Linked DNA regions of Homo sapiens: region 1 is linked to region 2. The links are chromatin contacts, found by Hi-C or POLR2A ChIA-PET in ENCODE. All regions are on one chromosome and are shown on one strand. Each heading gives the region's core, a stretch centred on a gene start or an enhancer-like site at or near the end of the contact. The rest is flanking DNA. Distances are from core to core; before and after follow the strand shown. Region 1 overlaps VPS37B (VPS37B subunit of ESCRT-I). Region 2 overlaps CCDC62 (coiled-coil domain containing 62).

Region 1 (6,961 bases), core at 366-2,865, 62 kb after region 2:
CCTTACGATCCCCGTTTACTGGGGAGTAGGGAGGCTGCTGTTACAAATCTCAATGTCCCGACCAACCCCTACCTGTTGAGCTCTTCAGGAGGGGCCAGGCATGGATGCTGCCTTCAAAGCTCCCTGCTGATACATACCGCTAAGCTGAAGACTTTTGCTCCAGTTTCACCATACAAATGCATCTACAAACAAAATCTTATTTCCGTAGGGTTTAAGTCAAGTCAAAATCACTTGTCCTATATATTAGAAAGTCCTAGAGGAGAAGAACACAAGGAAAGCGTGGACTATAATAAAGACAACTCACGTGTCCACATTTCTGGGGTCTGGGGAAAAAAGGCAATTTGTTTTGTATAGGACACACATAAGCCACCAGGCATCAAAAGAGGCCAAATAAAACTCCAACTGAGGCCGAGTGCGGTGGCTCACACCTGTAATCCCAGCACTTTGGGAGGCTGAGGCAGGCAGATCACCTGAGGTTAGGAGTTCAAGACCAGCCTGACCAACATGGAGAGACCCCTTCTCTAAGAAAAATACAAAATTAGCCGGGCATGGTGGCACATGCCTGTAATCCCAGCTACTCGGAGGCTGAGGCAGAAGAATCACTTGAACTTGGGAGGCAGAGGTTGCAGTGAGCCAAGATCGCGCCACTGCACTCCAGCCTGGGCAACAAGAGTGAAACTCCGTCTCAAAAAAAAAAAAAAAAAAAAAAAAAAAAAAAAAACTCCAACTGAGGACTGTTAAACTGGCAGTGATTTTTTAAATATCCTTTGGGTATTCAGATGTTTTCATATAAATACGATAACTTTTTTTTTAAATTGAGACAGAGTCTCGCTCTGTCACCGAGACTGGAATGCAGTGGCGTGATCTCAGCTCACTGCAGCCTCCGCCTGCCAGGTTCAAGCAATTCCCGTGCCTCAGCCTCTCAAGTAGCTGGGATTACAGGTGTGTACCACACCTGGCTAATTTTTTTTTTTTTTTTTTTTTTTGTATTTTTAGTAGAGACGAGGTTTTGCCACATTAGCCAGGTTGGTCTTGAACTCCTGACCTCAAGTAATCTCCCTGCCTCGGCCTCCCAAAGTTCTAGGATTACAAGCATGAGCCACCACACCCAGACAAATACAGTAAATTCTAAGTGGCCACCCAGAGAATACCCACAGCATCCTGCAGGATAATGGCAGTAGGGACAATGGCCAGGATGCATGTGCTGAAGGTGAATGTCTTTTCTTAAGCATTGGATAAAACTTTTTAACACTCAAAACCTGCCCCAGAACACACCTTGGATGCTACAATCAATGTAGAAACTCTTTCCTCAATCTTTTCATTGTTACAGTTGGAAAAAAAAAGGGGGGAGGAGAAACAACAGCTTTGTTCATTTGCAAAGCAAAGGCAAATTGGCCAGGACAGGCCCGGGAGGCCTCCACAGGCGCAGCATACACCACTCAGCAAGGCCCAGATGGCAGCCACTCCGGCCACATACACCCGGCTCTCCACCCCTCTCCGACTGATTCCAGCCTCAATGTCTGTGACCAAATCTGTACAGTAAATCTGAGAATGCTTAGAGAGGTATTTTAGGAACCATCAAACTAAAAAAAAAAAAAAAAAAAAATCTTAAGTTGCCACTGTCTTTGTTTCATGGTAGGCACCAACAGATACCTGAAATTGAAAACAGTGATGCCAACCTCTTGATCATTCTCATGATCCTTTTTGTTAACCATAGAAAAGTCTTTTCAGGAAATAATCTCTCTGTGGTAAAGAAACATTCTTATAAATTTACTCAGTTTCACTTCAGTTTCCATTACTTCTCATAAGTGAAGAAAAATGAGATGCCTGATTACAGCATTTGTAGTAGGACCTGGCTTGTCTAAACTTATTTCTGCCCACCTATCCGTGCATGAGCACAGAGAACTCTCTGGAAGCATGCTCACCCCAGGGTAACAGCAGCAGCCCGAGTGGTATGATTTTTTTACTTTCCACTTTCTACTTTTAACTATCACAGTGTTTGATTCATTAGAGCAAGCACGCATAACTTTGTAGAGAAAGGGTTTTTCTGTTTTAAGTTAAAAAAAAGTATCTTATATATACTTATCCAGGCAGAAATGTGGAGGTCTCTTTTTATCTCTTGGGATGCTTACATTAATATATGTAACTCTCTCAGAACACACAGTCTGGCTGGGCACGGTGGCTCGTACCTGTAATCCCAGCACTTTGGGAGGCCAAGGCGGATGGATCACTTGAGGTCAGGAGTTCGAGACCAGCCTAGCCAAAATGATGAAGCCCCACCTCTACTAAAAATACAAAAAAATTAGCCAGCTGTGGTGGCGGGTGCCTATAATCCCAGCTACTGGGGAGGCTGAGGCATGAGAGTTGCTTGAACCTGGGAAGCAGAGGTTGCAGTGAGCTAAGATTGTACCACTGCACTTCAGCCTGGGCAACAGAGTAAGACTCCATCTCAGAAAGAGAAAAAAAAAAAACACACACACTATCTCAAATGCACATGTCATTATTTCTTTATTTGGGTTGGGGGAGTGTGGTAGAAAATAAAGTCAGCAAGAAAGAAAAGAGATCTACAGTCCCCTCTGCATATGCCACGGCTGCTACAAAGGAGAGGCACGCAGGGGCAGAGGCAGAGGCAGGAGACCGCCTGCAGCTCTGTGGCCAATGCTGGGTCAAGGGTGTAGGTTTCCCATGGATGCTTTCCAGACCAGACACTTCTACAATGTGAAATTCTGATTCCAGCTGGCCAGTGTCTAGCTCCTCCACCTGTAATTATAATTGTGCCTTCCTAAACACAAAGGCAGACAAATCTGCCCACATTTCCAAGCTAAATCTTCTTCATGGAAAGATACTCATAGCAGTTCTTTTTACCCCCTTCACACTGTAATATAATACTTACAACAACTAAGTAAGTGACATGACTGAATTCGTTTAGCAAACTTGAACAAACAAATGGGAATCCTTAATAGCACCGGAAGTCCTTTAAATGCTCAAAATCCAGTGTGTACTTGGAATTTGGGCTGCGTTAGGATAAAAACAAAATATGCCCGCACCTACAGCATTCTCAGAAGGCATAGTATTTATGCAAAGTAAATAAATCACATTTTATTTAACAAGCAATCTTTATTGTCATTTTTTATTTTTTGAGACAGGGTCTTGTTCTATCACGCAGGCTGACATGCAGTGGTGCAATCATGGCTCACTGCAACCTTGACCTCCTGAGCTCAAGCGATCCTCTTGCCTCAGCCTCCCAAAGTGCTGGGATTACAGGCTTGAGCCACTGCGCCCAGCCACAAGCAAGCATCTTGTTAAACAAGCATTAGGTCCAGGAATATAAAATGTTCTTCCCACAAAGACTCTGCTCACACTGGCTCTTCAGCCTGGAACGCCCTCCTATCCAAATCTCTGCTGCAAACTCTACCCTAACCAAGGTCTTAGCAACGGAACCTTTTCTAAACCTTCCCCAGCCCCACCAACGCCACACAGAGCTAGACCCTTAGTGGTGGGCACTCCCTGAGGCCCCGCTTGATTGAGATACAATTCACACCTCATACAATCCATCTACTGAAACCATTCCACTCAAGGGTGTCTCATGTATTCGCAGAGTACACCTCTGGCTTCACTGTATTCACACTGTATTCTTCTGTGCTTGTTTGTTCATCTATTCATACATCAAAAAAAATTTTTTCAGGCATCATCACGGGCTGGCTCTGGAAGTACAGGCAATGGAGACAGAAAAGTGAACAGGAAGGTGAGGTTCCTTTCCTTAGGAGAGTGCAGCTACTAAATATGACAAACAGAATCATAAAATCTGTCCACTGCTAGACCGGGTGCGGTGGCTTACGCCTGTAATCCCAGCACTTTGGGAGGCCGAGGCAGGTGGGTCACGAGGTCAAGAGATCAAGACCACCCCGGCCAACATGGTGAAACCCCATCTCTACTAAAAATACAAAAATTAGCTGGGCAGGGTGGTGCCCGCCTGTAGTCCCAGCTACTCAGGAGGCTGAGGCAAGAGAATCGCTTGAACCCGGGAGGCAGAGGTTGCAGTGAGCCAAGATTGTGCCACTACACTCCAGCCTGGTGACAGAGGGAGACTCCGTCTCAAAAAAAAAAAAAAAAAGAAAAGAAAGAAAAACAAAACAAAACAAAAAACCTGTCCACTGCTGTGTCACGAAGGTGTTGTAAGTCTCCTGGGAGTGACAGGATGCTTGTGGTGTGCTGAATGGTGTGCCCCCCTCCCCCAAAAAGATGTGTCTACACCCTAATCTCTAGAACCTACATTTATTGGAAAAAAGGTCTTTGCAAATGTAATGAAGTATCTGGAAATGAAACAATCATCTTTAATCATCTAGGTGGCCCTAATCCAATGACAAGAGTCCTTTTTTTTTTTTTTTTTTTTTTTGAGGCAGTCTGGCTCTGTCACCCAGGTTGGAGTGCAGTGGGGCAATCTCGGCTCACTACAACCTCCGCCTCCCAGGTTCAAGCGATTCTCCTGCCTCAGATTCTCCTGCCTCAGCCTCCTGAGTAGCTGGGATTACAGGCGCATGCCACCACACCTGGCTAATTTTTGTGTTTTCAGTAGAGACGGGGTTTTACCATGTTGGCCAGGCTGGTCTCAAACTCCTGGCCTCAAGTGATCTGCCCGCCTTGGCCTCCCAAAGTGTTAGAATTACATGCGTGAGCCACCCTGCCCGGCCGACAAGAGTCCTTTTAAGAGACACATGGAGAAGACAGAGGCAGACGTGAAAGCCATGTGAAGACGGGGGCAGCATGATGTGGTCACAAGCCCAGGACGCCAGCACACATGAGAAGCTGGAAGCGGCAAAGAAGAGTCCTCCCCTAGAGCCTCCAGAGGGAACAGGGTACCCTGATTTCAGACTTCTGGCCTCCAGAGCTGTGACAGAATTAAGTTTCTGTTGTTGCAAGCTGCCCAGTTTGTGGTCATGTTACAGCAGCCACAGGACTAGTACAGTGCTGGAATCTTCCACCTGTTCTTGAAAACCACTGTCTATCCTGCTCTGTGCCCCAGCAGCCACCTGGCTGACCTATACCAACCCTTCACCCGGACACTCACCCTCAGGTTCTGGTTGGATTCAGCAATGAGGATCAACAGTAGGAGGAAGATGAAAAGGGACAGCGGAGATGGGGAGTGTTCCCCGGGTTGCCTCGCTGAGGTGCGGCTGCAGCTGGGCCAGGTCCTCCAACCCTCCCTTCCTCCAAGGCAGCCCTCTCCTCTGCCCCTCCCGCAGGCCTGGAAGTGAGAAGTGCATGGCTGTTGCTAATCCTGCATCAGGCTTTGGGGGTCTCCACGCTGCCCTCTCCTTGTGGGGAATCCCTTTATTCAACTCCTCACCAATCCCTCATGCTGACTGTGCCATGTCTTGCCAGAAGCCTGACTGAAATAGTTAGAACAGTTTACCCCATGACACAAAATGACACTTGAGCTCACATCCACTCTTTTAATGGTGACCATAAAGCCCCTTAAGAGTAGAACCATGTCTTAATCATTCCCCTGTGCCCAGAACCTAGCGCAGTACCCAGGCTAACACAGGCACATAGCTAAATACTTGCTTGATTGGGCTCGGTGGCTCACGCCTATAATCCCAGCACTTTGAGAGACCGAGGCGGGCGGATCACTTGAGGTCAGGCATTGGAGACCAGCCTGGCCAACATGGTGAAACCCCGTTTCTGCTAAAACTACAAAAATTAGCCAGGCATGGTGGTGTGCGCCTGTAGTCTCAGCTACTTGGGAGGCTGAGGCAGGCAGGAGAATCACTTGAACCCAGGAGTCAGAGGCTACAGTGAGCCGAGATCGTGCCAATGTACTCCAAAAAAAACTTGCTCAATTTTAACCATAAGAATCTTCATAATTGGGGCCTCAGGACACTATCTGTCAGTCATTGTGAAAATCCTGCTAAGCTTTTTTGAAGATTAGCCTTTTTGAATGTTCAAATTCATAAACAGTAACGTCATGGGTTGATACAACCAGCTATAAACTGGGAAACTACTTGCATTCCTAGCTTTTACTCCAGCAGTGATAACAGTTTGGCAGTGAAATGGAAAGGGGGAAAAATGAAGATGATGACACTGATGGCTGGAAAGCGAAGCTACCCATTAACTGTGGTGAAACATGAGACACAAAACACACACGGAGACACAGACACAAGCTGGCTTTGTGCGACGCTTCTCTTCACTGAAATCAGCCCTCTCCCACTTAGAAAGCATATCAGAATGTTAGAGTAGCATTACTGTCATGAGAGCCTCGAAGCCACTATATTTACACGTGTAATTTACACACCGGTGCAGTAGCTCACGCCTGTCATTCTAGCACTAAGGAAGGTAGAGGCAGGAGGATTGCTTGAGCCCAGGAGACCAAGACCAGCCTAGGCAACGGAGTGAGGCACTGATCTCCACAGAAAGGAAAAAAAAAAAACAAACACGACACACACACAGAAAAACCCTAATCCCAAGCTTCCATTTCTACAGCTCATCAGGGCCACAATGACATGCTCCAGCACAGTGGTTGGCCCATTCATCTGTTCGTTCATTCATACAAGAAATACTTGGGAAGCACCTCTGTGTGCCAGGCTCGGGGGAGACACCATCATCACAGGGAGTCTGGCTCAGAGTCTCAGTCAAGCCCATCCTCCTACGTAAGGCACTGAGCGTTGTGCACTGCCCAACTCCAGGGGGTGCCATTCACTTCGTACTGCAGCACTGCATACCCGCACAGACTGCATCTGCTCTTCCAATAAAAGGCTCAAAAGAGAAAAAGGGGAAAAATCAAAACAGATGTGATTTTAACGGTTTAAGTAAGACAAGTTACTGGTGCTGATCTGAAAACTTTGCTCTTGTCAGTATCTTCCACATTTCAACAAAATTTGCTGACATTTGTTGAGCATAGCTAGCATGTGCCACCTTCTCTTAGTTCCACTGTCTCCATTCTATCCTCTGTGACAGTGAGACA
Region 2 (7,565 bases), core at 4,745-7,244:
GATTGCACCATTGCACTCCAGCCTGGCAACAGAGTGAGACTCTGTCTCAAAAAAAAAAAAAAAAAAAGGTAAACATCTGACATCTATGATTTACCAAGATACCAGGGTGGCAAATTGAAATCTTCATCCCACTAATGGGATTACAGGCACAAGGCACTGTACCTGGCCAGACATTTTCTTGTATAATAAAATCCCATTTACCACACATTAGTCTGTATGTGACAGACTAATAGTGACACATTCATTACACCCAAACCCCTTTGGAATTCTTCCTCTGCCCTGTGCGTCCCTCCCTATTCCCAGACAATCACTCACTAATCTGTCTTCTGTAACCCAGATTAGTTTGCCTTTTCTAGAATTTTATATAAATGCATTCAAACTTTTGTGTCCCTCTTGTTTCTTTCACTCAGTGTAATTATTTTGAGATTAACTTATGTGACTGTGTATATAAATAATTCCTTTTTGTTGCTGACAAGTATCCTATTGTGTGGATATATTAGGTTGATGCAAAAGTAAGTATGGTCTTTGTCATTAAAAGTAATGGTAGGCCATTAAAAGTAATCCCAACACTTTGGGAGGCCGAGGCAGGCGGATCACTTGAGGTCAGGCGTTCGAGACCAGCCTGGCCAGCATGGTGAAATCCCCTGTCTACTAAAAATACAAAAATGAGCCTGGTGTGCTGGTGTGTGCCTGTAATCCCAGCTACTCAGGATGCTGAGGCAGAAGAATTGCTTAAACCCGGGAGGCAGGGGTTGCAGTGAACCAAGATCGTGCTACTGGACTCCAGCCTGGGTGACAGAGCGAGATTCAATCTCAAAAAAAAAGTAATGGCAAAAACCGCAATTACTTTTGCACCAACCTATTACCACAGTGATTTAGCCATTCATTTGTCAGTGGACATTTGGGTTGTTTCTGGTGTGCTAGATAATACAAATAAAGCTGCTTGCATATTCATGTATCATAAGTCTTTGTATAGACACATTTTTTTTTCGTTTATCTAGGAATGGAATGCTAGCTAGCTCATATGGTAGGTGTATATTTAACCTTTTTTTTTCTTTTTTTAGAGACAGGGTCTCACTCTGTCGCCCAAGCTGGAGTGCAGTGATGCCATCCTGGCTTACTGCAATCTCAAACTCCTGGGCTCAAGTAATCCTCCCACTGCAGCCTCCCAATTAGCTGGGACTGTAGGCATGAACCATTATGCCCAGCTCATTTTTACATTTGTTGTGGAGATGTGGTCTTGTTATGTTGCCCAGGGTGGTCTCAAACTCCTTACCTCAAGCAATCCTCCTGCCTCAGCCTCCCAAAGTGCTGGGGTATATTTAACATTTTAAGGAACTGCAAGATGTTTTCCAAAGTGGTTATACCAGTTACATTCCCACCATCAGTGTGGTGCTGATGCTCCGGTCCCAGCTGCTCCAGATTCCAGTCAATACTTGCAATGGTCAATTTTTAAATTCCAGACATTCTAATAGGTATGAAGAGGTATCTCAGTGTGGTTTTAACTTTCATTCCCCTAATGACTAACAATGTTGTGCACCTTTTCACACGCTAAACCACCATCTATTTATAGCTTCGATTTCAACTGATAGAGAAGTTCTAGCCAGTTATTCAATCCCAAAGAGACGCTATTCTTTATGTCTGTGTAGAATATCCCTTCTTTAATTACTTCTCCAGATTTACCTCCTCTCTGCACTATGCGAACAAAACACTTATCAGGCCATCAGGCCGGGCGTGGTGGCTCATGCCTGTAATCCCAGCACTTTGGGAGGCTGAGGTGGGCAGATCACCTGAGGTCAGGAGTTGAAGACCAGCCTGGCCAACATGGTGAAACCCCATCTCTACTAAAAATACAAAAATTAGCCAGGTGTTGTAGCTCGTGCCTGTGGTCCCAGCCACTCAAGAGGTTGACGTGGAAGAATCACTTGAGCCCGGGAGGCGGAGGCTGCAGCAAGCTGAGATTGTGCCATTGCACTTCAGCCTGGGCGACAGAGCCAGACCCTGTCTTAAAAAATAATAATAGGCTGGGCGTGGTGGCTCATGCCTGTAATCCCAGCACTTTGGGAGGCTGAGGCGGGTGGATCACCTGAGGTCAGAAGTTCAAGACCAGCCTGGTCAACATGGTGAAACACCATCTGGCTATGGCGAGGTGCCAATGACTTTCTTCACAGAATTGGAAAAAAATACTTTAAAGTTCATATAGAACCAAAAAAGAGCTCGCATTGTCAAGTCAATCCTAAGCCAAAAGAACAAAGCTAGAGGCATCACGCTACCTGACTTCAAACTATACTACAAGGCTACAGTAACCAAAACAGCATGGTACTGGTACCAAAACAGAGATATAGACCAATGGAACAGAACAGAGCCCTCAGAAATAATACCACACATCTACAACTATCTGATCTTTGACAAACCTGACAAAAACAAGAAATGGGGAAAGGATTCCCTATTTAACAAATGGTGCTGGGAAAACTGGCTAGCCATATGCTGAAAGCTGAAACTGGATCCCTTCCTTACACCTTATATAAAAATTAATTCAAGATGGATTAAAGACTTAAATGTTAGACCTAAAACCATAAAAACCCTAGAAGAAAACCTAGGCAATACCATTCAGGACATAGGCATGGGCAAGGACTTCATGTCTAAAACACCAAAAGCAATGGCAACAAAAGCCAAAATCGGCAAATGGGTTCTAATTAAACTAAAGAGCTTCTGCACAGCAAAAGAAACTACCATCAGAGTGAACAGGCAACCTACAGAATGGGAGAAAATTTTTGCAATCTATTCATCTGACAAAAGGCTAATATCCAGAATCTACAATGAACTCCAACAAATTTACAAGAAAAAAACAAACAACCCCATCAACAAATGGGCGAAGGATATGAATAGACACTTCTCAAAAGAAGACATTTATGCAGCCAACAGACACATGAAAAAATGCTCATCATCACTGGTCATCAGAGAAATGCAAATCAAAACCACAATGAGATACCATCTCACACCAGTTAGAATGGCGATCATTAAAAAGTCAGGAAACAGCAGGTGCTGGAGAGGATGTGGAGAAATAGAAACACTTTTACACTGTTGGTGGGACTGTAAACCAGTTCAACCATTGTGGAAGACAGTGTGGCGATTACTCAGGGATCTAGAACTAGAAATACCATTTGACCCAGCCATCCCATTACTGGGTATATACCCAAAGGATTATAAATCATGCTGCTATAAAGACACGTGCACACGTATGTTTATTGTGGCACTATTCACAATAGCAAAGACCTGGAACCAACCCAAATGTCCAAAAATGATAGACTGGATTAAGAAAATGTGGCACATATACACCATGGAATACTATGCAGCCATAAAAAATGATGAGTTCGTGTCCTTTGTAGGGACATGGATGAAGCTGGAAACCATCATTCTCAGCAAACTATCACAAGGACAAAAAACCAAACACTGCATGTTCTCACTCATAGGTGGGAATTGAACAATGAGAACACTTGGACACAGGAAGGGGGACATCACACACTGGGGCCTGTTGTGGGGTGGGGGGAGGGGGGAGGGATAGCATTAAGAGATATACCTAATGTAAATGATGAGTTAATGGGTGCAGCACACCAACATGGCACATGTATACATATGTAACAAACCTGCACGTTATGCACATGTACCCTAGAACCTAAAGTATAATAATAAAAAATAAATAAATAAATAAAAAGAAATTAAGTTTCCTTTTTTTTTTTTTTTTTTCAGACGGAGTTTCACTCTTGTTGCCCAGGCTGGAGTGCAATGGCACGATCTCGGCTCACCGCAACCTCCGCCTCCCAGGTTCAAGCGATTCTCCTGCCTCAGCCTCCCTAGTAGCTGGGATTACAGGCATGTGCCACCACGCCCGGCTAATTTTGTATTTTTAGTAGAGACGGGGTTTCTCCATGTTGGTCAGGCTGGTCTCAAACTCCCAACCTCAGGTGATCTGCTCGCCTCAGCCTCCCAAAGTGCTGGGATTACAGGCGTGAGCCACCGTGCCCGGCTGAAATTAAGTTTTCTTAAAAAAAAAAAAAAATCAGGTGGTGGCTCATGCCTGTACTCGCAGCACTTTTGGAGGCTAAGGAAGGGGGATCACCTAAGGTCAGGAGATCGAGACCATCCTGACCAACATGGTGAAACCCCGTCTCTACGAAAAATACAAAAATTAGCTGGGCGTGGTGGCACATGCCTGTAGTCCCAGCTACTCGGGAGGCTGAAAGGCAGGAGAATTGCTTGAACCCGGGAGTTGGAGGTTGCAGTGAGCTGAGATCACGCCACTGCACTCCAGCCTGGCAACAGAGTGAGACTCCATCTGCAAAAAAAAAAAAAAAAAAAAAAAAAAAAAAAATTCAGTCTAGGCCCCTTTAAGAGCAATTGGCAGTGACTAATTTTCATGCCAAACTTCACATCCCAAAGTTGAAATTTAATAGGAATAAACGAAGGCACATACCCACATATTTTTCAAGGCTTATAAGCCTTTAATGTTGTCCTATTTTGCAAGTATTTTGACATGCTAAATACAGCATTGACAAGTTGGTTGAGGAGAGTTAACCAATGCCTAGGATTCTTTTATCGCATGGGTGTTACTTCATTAGCTGTAGTAAGTTCTGTTTAAGTCAAATTATTTAACTGAGTAGGTTCTAAGAAATAAAGGGGGCTGGGTGCAGTGGCTCACGCCTGTAATCCTAGCACTGTGGGAGTTCGAGGCGGATGGATCACTGGAGGTCAGAAGTTCAAGACCAGCCTGGCCAACATGGTGAAACCCTGTCTCTACTAAAAATACAAAATTAGCCAGGTGTGGTGGCGGGCAACTGTAGCCGCATCTACTCGGGAGGCTGAGGCAGGAGAATCACTTGAACCCGGGAGGTGGAGGTTGCAGTGAGCTGAGGTTACACTATTGCACTCCAGCCTAGGCAACAAGAGCAAAACTCCGTCTCAAAAAAAAAAAAAAGAGGCCGGGTGCGGTGGCTCACACTTGTAATCCCAGCACTTTGGGAGGCTGAGGCAGGCAGATCACGAGGTCAGGAGATTGAGACCATTCTGGCTAACGTGGTGAAACCCCGTCTCTACTAAAAAATACAAAAAAAAATTAGCCAGGCATGGTGGTGGGTGCCTGTAGTCCCAGCTACTTGGGAGGCTGAGGTGGGTGGAGCTTGAAGTGAGCCGAGATGATGCCACTGCACTCCAGCCTGGGTGACAGAGCGAGACTCCGTCTCAAAAAAAAAAAAAAAGAAAGAGAGAGAGAGGGAGGGAGAGAGAGAGAGAGAGAGAGAGAAAGAAAGAAAGAAAGAAAGAAAGAAAGAAAGAAAGAAAGAAAGAAAGAAAAGGAATGAATTTAGTTATTCTTATTCTACTATTTGATGTCCAGCTTTGCTTTGTAACACCTAAAGACAAAGAAATATTCACAGGTGATCGGGTGTAGTGGCTCACGCCTATAACCCCAGCACTTTGGGAGGCCGAGGCAGGAGGGTAACTTGAGGCCAGGAGTTCAAGACCAGCCTGGGCAACATAGTGAGATCCCACCTCTACCAAAAAAAAAATTGCTCGGTGTGGTTGCACACACCTATGGTCCCAGCTTTTCAGGAGGCTGAGGCAGGAGGATCACTCGAGCCCAGGAGCTTGAGGCAATCAGCTGTGATTGTGCCACTGCACTTCAGCCTGGGCGTCAGAGCAAGAGAAAGAAAAAAGAAAACAATATTCCTAGGTAGTTAGCATTTGTGTTTGTAAACCTAAGCATTTAAAGGTGCCTCTTAATTTCCTGTAGGCTTCAATTGTGTTACCCTCCCAGGATGATTTCTCGCCCACGAGCAAGCTCCAGCGTTTGCTGGCGGAATCTCGTCAGATGGTGACGGACCTGGAGCTGAGCACACTGCTGCCCATCAGCCATGAGAATCTCACTGGCAGTGCCACAAATGTATGCGTTTCATTTTCTCTTGACTATATTTGTCACATCCAAACACACCACTGAACACCAGTGTGCAAATATCACCGGCAGGGCGGCCTTTCTGTTAGAGGGAGAGTTTCTGTGTCTCTAGGGAGGAAAGGGAACATGCTTGTTTTAAGGAGGAAAAAGTTACACTTAGATGTCACTGGACCCAAACTTCCTCTTTCTAATGATCTGGGGCATATGAAGATAAATTCTTGGGGACTTTTTTCTTGGAGGGGGCGGGTACAGAGTTTTGCTCTTGTCGCCCAGGCTGAGGTGCAGTGGCACGATCTCAGCTCATTGCAACCTCCACCTCCCGGGTTCAAGTGATTCTCCTGCCTCAGCCTCCCAAGTAACTGGGACTAAAGGCCTACTCTACCATGCCCGGCTAATTTTTATATTTTTAGTAGAGACAGGGTTTCACCATGTTGGCCAGGCTGGTCTCAAACTCCTGATCTCCAGTGATCCACCCACCTTGGCCTCCCAAAGTGCTAGGATTACAGGCGTGAGCCACCACGGCCAGCTGGAAATGTTTTAAAAAACCAAATTTTATTATAGAAAGTTTCAAGGCCGGGCGTGGTGGCTCATGCCTGTAATCCCAGCACTTTGGGAGGCCGAGGCGGGTGGATTACCTGAGGTCAGGAGTTCAAGACCAGCCTGACTAACATGGAGAAACCCCGTCTCTACTAAAAATACAAAATTAGCCGGACATAGTGGCACATGCCTGTAATCCCAGCTACTCGGGAGGCTGAGACAGGAGAATTGCTTGAACCCCGGAGGTGGAGGTTATGGTAAGCCGAGATTGTGCCATTGCACTCCAGCCTTGGCAATGAGCAAAGCTCCACCTCAAAAAAAAAAAAAAAAAAAAAAGAGAGAGAGAAAGAAAGAAAGAAAATTTCAAATATGCACTGAAGTGGAAAGAATGGCACGGTCACTCACCTTTGACCACCATCGATTTTATCTTACCCCATCCATACACGTTTTCTTTGGAAGCATTTTAGCTCAGCATCATATCATGTCACTCATAAATATTTCATGATCATGATGTCTCTCTAACAGATATGGACTTTTAATTTTTTTTTTTTTTTTTTTGAGACTGAGTTTTGCTCTTGTTGCCCAGGCTGGGGTGCAATGGCACGATCTCAGCTCACTGCAATTCTCTGCCTCCTGGGTTCAAGCAATTCTCCTGTTTCAGCCTCCCAAGTAGCTGAGATTACAGGCACCTGCCACCATGCCTCACTAATTTTTGCATTTTTATTAGAGACGGGGTTTCACCATGTTGACCAGGCTGGTCTCGAACTCCTGACCTCAAGTGATCCACCTGCCTTGGCCTCCCAAAGTGTTGGGATTACAAGCATGAGCCACCCTGCCCGGCCTAATTTTAATTTTGTGTATTTATTTATTTTTGAGACAGCATCTTCCTCTGTTGCCCAGGCTGGAGTGCAGTAGCTATTCGCAGGCGTGATCACAGCTCACTGCAGCCTCAAATTCCTGGGCTCAAGCAATCCTCCCACCTCAGTCTCCCAAGTAGCTGGGACCACAGGCACGCACTGCCATGCCCACTCTGTTTGCCAGGCTGCTTGAACTCCCGGCCTCAAGTAATCCTCCTGCCTCA

What was found. A loop is a pair of places that touch in the nucleus more often than their neighbours do. ChIA-PET counts read pairs that join two places held with the same protein, here RNA polymerase II (POLR2A). Pooled maps may share reads with other maps.
Region 1: a loop to region 2 is called in a pooled map, with 1.9 times the contacts of the local background. The contact joins two enhancer-like sites. A Hi-C loop is called at or near these places in 1 of 168 maps with a recorded cell type or tissue (B cell), 4 of 37 single-sample maps with no recorded cell type and 5 of 50 pooled maps. POLR2A ChIA-PET finds 5 or more read pairs at or near these places in 11 of 52 experiments (A549, A673, OCI-LY7 and 8 more).

What each region holds. Positions count from the first base shown.
Region 1 is chr12:122,874,261-122,881,221 of GRCh38, forward strand. All of the region lies in intron 1 of VPS37B (VPS37B subunit of ESCRT-I), which reads right to left. Among named protein-coding and RNA genes, the nearest start is that of VPS37B, 18 kb to the right of the region's middle. RefSeq lists an enhancer at 1,588-1,757 and a silencer at 2,482-2,690. Within about 2 kb of position 1,616, at least 5 of the 41 ENCODE cell types and tissues checked have a DNase peak (open chromatin) inside an H3K27ac peak, as active enhancers do; they include B cell, where a contact is called at or near this core.
Region 2 is chr12:122,807,482-122,815,046 of GRCh38, forward strand. It overlaps CCDC62 (coiled-coil domain containing 62), which reads left to right. Exons shown (of 13, transcript NM_201435.5): 11 at 5,789-5,938. Among named protein-coding and RNA genes, the nearest start is that of HIP1R, 24 kb to the right of the region's middle. RefSeq lists a silencer at 4,756-4,931 and an enhancer at 6,117-6,196. Within about 2 kb of position 5,995, at least 2 of the 41 ENCODE cell types and tissues checked have a DNase peak (open chromatin) inside an H3K27ac peak, as active enhancers do; they include B cell, where a contact is called at or near this core.